Regions from separate parts of the Homo sapiens genome. Here region 2 is linked to region 1. The links are chromatin loops, found by intact Hi-C in ENCODE. Cell type or tissue: IMR-90. All regions are shown on one strand.

The links. Hi-C counts contacts between places; a loop is a spot of excess contacts. Peaks named below come from ENCODE experiments on the same cell type or tissue, not always from the same donor. Only the 100,000 strongest peaks of a DNase experiment are listed, where the experiment ranks them.
Region 2: it touches region 1 in a loop (2.0-fold over the local background); 1 of 110 quality-filtered maps calls a loop at or near these places.

What each region holds. Positions count from the first base shown.
Region 1 is chr5:41,250,844-41,253,343 of GRCh38, forward strand. It overlaps a transcript of C6 not described here. Among named protein-coding and RNA genes, the nearest start is that of C6, 39 kb to the left of the region's middle. RefSeq lists an enhancer at 1,652-2,184. In IMR-90, no CTCF peak of the experiment used is centred here; a DNase peak (open chromatin) is centred at 1,368; H3K27ac peaks cover 452 bases.
Region 2 is chr5:41,160,446-41,162,945 of GRCh38, forward strand. C6 (complement C6) reads right to left here. Exons shown (of 18, transcript NM_000065.5): 10 at 1,248-1,414. It overlaps LOC105374739 (a long non-coding RNA gene), which reads left to right. Exons shown (of 6, transcript XR_001742650.2): 6 at 868-971. Among named protein-coding and RNA genes, the nearest start is that of C6, 52 kb to the right of the region's middle. In IMR-90, no CTCF peak of the experiment used is centred here; a DNase peak (open chromatin) is centred at 1,026; H3K27ac peaks cover 817 bases.

The sequences.
Region 1 (2,500 bases):
TTTATTATTTAGTAGGAAAGAGATGTCACCTTCCCAGAAATAATTTTAGTGTAATGTGAAAAGATTCTATGTTTAAAGCCTTTCAATATCTTAATTTGGTATAAAGAAAATAATTTGACACATTACTTTTTTTGTCAATCGTTTGATCAGATTATTTTCTCTACTTTATATCTGAAGACCTTGAAGCTCAGAGATGATTTATTACTGGCCACAAATCACCCATCTTGAGTGCGGAGAACTATAATAAAATTTAGAATCTCTGAGTTTTGAATTGAAACTCTAGGTCCATCTTACATATTATTCTCCTGCCTCTGGCATAAGTATTTTAGTTATTATGCATTGAATCAGGTTTACATGCAAGTTCTTAAATAAATTGACAACAGCTGATTCAGGCCAAAAGGAACTTATTTAAGAAAAGGTTGAGTAGTCCAAATAAACAACAAGCAGGCTGAAAAATCTGGATAGGGGCAGCCTGAAATTGTACCCCAAATCATCCCAGAACCATATATATATATATATTTTCTACCAAGTACCAGATGCAATAGGTTGGATCACTGGCACCACTGGCACTAGACATTGAATGCTATTGCTGTTATTAGTGTGGCAGGCATATTGTCCTTGAAAACTTGATCTTGTTGCCACCAACCCTGTAGTCATGACCAAAGGGAATTCTTCCTGATATCCTCCTCTTTGTGTCCCTTGCCCTAGAAGAAAAGTTTGGAACAGCTGAATCTTAGGTCAAGGACCTAGGTCTTCGAATTTTCAGCTTTATGCTTACACTAAGAAGTTTCTCCCAAGTTAAGAAAAGGGTTCTGATGCTAGAGAGCTAAAACAATGACAGACGCTAGGCAAATACAAAATATATTTTTGCAAATGCTCTTCTTGAAGCTGCAATGTAGGACAGACTAGGCTGCGTGTGCCTTCCTTTCATTCTGGGATACTAGGTAGTTCAGGGATTTTACTGTGCTGGAGTCTCTGCATCAAGGCTGGGTATATGGGAAATGCAAATTTTATCTGTGGTTAGAAACATGAAGCAAAAAGCAAGTAAAGTCTCTGCTAAGGGAAAAGATATGGTTGGGAAATAAAGGGGCTGTAAATGCATGAAACTCAAGGAGAGAGGCAAGAAGCTAAATCCATATCCTAAGTAAACCTTATGGCAAAAGATTTTATAGCGTGGCTATCTTTTCCAGATGCTTGGGCCACATGTGTGTACACAGATTTGTTAAGGTAATATGCAAATTCAGATACCTAAGACCATTTAAAGGTGGTTTGCAAATATTCTGTGATTCACTTTCAAACTTGGCCCTATTTTAACTAATATAAATAGACATTCCTAAAGCATTGGAAAGCATGAGCATTGTGTATTCAAAGAAATATGTTAACCTCATTTGGCTGGTAGAGATTCTGGAAACAAGATGTAAGCCAAAAATTAAATTCTTAGCCTTCCACCAGTCTGCATGGATGGCCCCCCTCCTTGGCCAAGAGGATCTCAAAGAAAAATTAGTTCAGGCCTTGTTGGGAGGGGAGGTCAGTTATGCCTCATTATACCCCTCCCTTTGGAGTTGAGGCAAAACTGACCAGCACTAACATTAAAATAGAGACCATAAGACCTACAAGACAGACTCTTTGTAGCAGTGAGATACCCAACTCCAACCTGATTCTGATATAGATAGCATCTAATGACAGATAGCAGGTCCTGAAGAAAAGAAAAATATTTTACCTCAAAATGTAATTCTTTGATGTATTTTGAAATGGCCCTGCAAAGCCATCTCTTTTGGGAGAATTTTACCTTCTGTAGAGAGTCTCCTTCCCTTTCCAGGTCTTTTCCTGATTCAGGGGAAATTTAAGAGTTTGATACCTTTTAAGTTCTGATAAGAGACATTTACCATCTATTCTTTCTGAAGCTTGCTACCTGGAGGCTTCATCTACATAACAAGAACCTTGGCTTCCACAGCTCCCCTTATCTTAACTTTTTCAACCAATTGCCAATCAGAAAATCTTTGACTCCACCGTTGGCATGTGAGTGGGCTGAACCAATATATACCTCACATTTATTGATTTATGTCTTTGCCTGTAACTTTTGTCTCCTTAAAATGTGTAAAACCAAGCTGTAACTCAACCACCTTGGGCACATGTTCTAAGGACTTCTTGAGGTTGTGTTCCAGGCCATGGTCTGTCATATTTGAGTCATATTTGGCTCAGAATAAACTTCTTCAAATATTTTTGAAGAGGGGAAGAAGGCATGGGCTTGAATTGAAATCTGATTATATGTTAAGAATGACATGTAATTGTTTTAAGCATTTGATTATGAAGTCCCTTGGTATACTTTTCTTCATTTATGTTATGCATGGGATTTTTCCTTTCTGGCTGGTAGGAATATAAACATCTCCAACCTTGTTTGAGCTCTGTGGTTTTCACCTGTAATCCAACCTCTTGGGTGGTTCTTTGCTGGGCCTCAGGTGGTTTCCTCATACCTGTGAGCTGACTGATACTCACCCAA
Region 2 (2,500 bases), 90 kb before region 1:
ATGAGAGGGAAAGCCTGAAAATTTTACACTTCAAAGGGATTATTGCAGAATATAGTATTGCACCTGTTGAACCAGTAGGCAAAAGCCTTCTACCTGTGGACAGGTGTGATGTATATGGCACTTACCTTCCCTACAATTTTACTGTGAAGGAAGCATGGGAGGTGTTGCTTACTTGGTTATATATCATGTTATTTATTAAGTATTCTATGCATGCATCAAAGCACTGAGATAGGTGACCAAGAGTTAGGCAACTCTTTCCTGCTCTACTGAAACCTCATTAAATTTGATTCAAGCAGCAAAAAATTTAGAGAGGATAAGAGAAGCTTTCCATGTTCTTTTTTTCCAGGACAGTTTTGGCTTTTGTTGGAGTTAGATGAGAAAATGTGGAGTGGGAGAAAATGAAGAAATAAACTTGCCAGTAGGATGAATGGAAGAATTACAGTAACAAATAATAGGCTAATGATAAATCAGTGCTCATTTTATTAACATCATAAAACCTCAAAGAAATGACCTTCTAGTGCAATATGACTTGCAAGTACCCGGAGGGGCAGCTGGGTCTCATTTTTCTCCCATAACATGTAGAGCTCAACACATCTTCACGCTGCAGGCAAATGATTCTATTTTCATAATGATTGAAACCTTTTATCTTCATTTAAATGAAATGAACATAACAGCTTCTTTGGAGGCCTTTTAAAAATATGGATATGTTTGGGGGAAAACAGGTTCTAAATGGCATATGGCTGATACGTGGGTAAAGTATTCCATAAATAATAAATATCACCTTTTAATGTAATTACAACAAATACAAAACTGGTAAATTCAATCAATAGTAATAGAAATGGATCTAAAATCTCATTTATCTCACAGAGCTACAAATGAAGACTTAGGAGTGTTCATCAAATAAGGAGTTGCAAGAAGAACACAGAAACCAGATTTATTGTATACATGAAAAAATAAAAAGTACTACTCAAGGAAAGTTTGAGCATTTTTATTCACTAAGTTCCATTTCCTGGTGTTTCATGCATGCTAGGAATTCTAAATACTGTACTGTTGAATGCTTGTTTGAATAGCAAACGCATTAGACATGCAATTTAACATTTAAAAAAAGGTACATTGTGCATGAATACTAAAGAAAGGCATTTCTTTCATTGTCTGAGAAGAAAATGGAAAATAAATTGTGTGATGTGCAATTTGGGCTGCTAGAGAACTACTTTAGATCTCTTACCTGGAATAATTTTTACTCTTACCTCAAAGTCAATCACAGCAGGATTTTCCTTCACTGATTCTAACCACTCAGAAAATGTCTTCTCCTCCAGACCAGAGCTCCCTTTCTCCCATGCCAAAGCTGCTCCATATTCACTCCTTCCACCTCGAATCAGGGATATGGATTTCTCTGCTCCCTGTATAAATGAACCTGCAAGGTGTTTCAATAAAAATGCCCATTTAATTTTAGTGCAAATTCCTATTCTAAAACAAACAAACAAAAACCTATTTGTACAGAAGGGAGAAGTAGATGGTACAGTATGTAGCTCCATTAAGAAAGCTAAGTGAAAAAGCAAGAGAACACTCCTCCTCCCTGTAGGGAGTTTAATAATAGAAATAATAATAACAGTACTAACAGCTACCATTTATTAAGCATCTGGTAGATGCCAGGCACTTTACACACATCTTATATAATTCTCATGACAACCCTGAGAAGTAGGTATTATTATAAACATTGAAGCCGAAAGTAATTTGTCCTGGAACACATGGTTACTAAGAGACAGGACTAGGATGCAAATATAGCCCAGTCCTTGACTACTCTGCCCCTTACTCTTTAATGTCAACCGCCCTGCTTCTGATTTATGTTAGCATATGTTTTGGGTGCCCAGAATAAGATAAGTCACATGGCTTCTGATAGCCAGTCAATTGACTGTCATGGTGAAACTTCCAATTACAGGGAAAAAATGGTGGAATGATTTTATATTTAAAGACAGAGGTGAAAGCACAACTAACACAGAAAAAAACCCCCATCAGGTTAAGAGTTGGCACAATGTTTCTTTAGACACAATGACATTTACTGTTAAAGTATATAGCACAACTCTTTTATACAAATTGCCATAACAATTTCCACTAACCAAATGGTAACTCTAACTAACAGGGATAGAGACTGAGTAATAAGGAATTGCCATAAGAAATAGTAGCAAATAAAAAGAAGGCTAGTGATATGAGCGATAGTTAGTGGCATTAATTTGGTGTCTATCAGTAAGAATTAGCTATGATCCCACTATTTAGCAATTCTATAGTAAGATAGTCTAGAATGATTAGGAAATGGATGCAACTGTCTTCCTATGAAGAAAGTAGTATGGCTGCTTTTAGAGTCAAGTGCATAACACAACACAGGTATAAGGCGTAACAAAACAAAGGTATACAAGGAAAATTTTAGAGGTTTTTGTATTTATTTTTCATGGAAAAGTAGAAGCCAAATTAGAGTTTGCCAATATATCATGTACAGACTGAC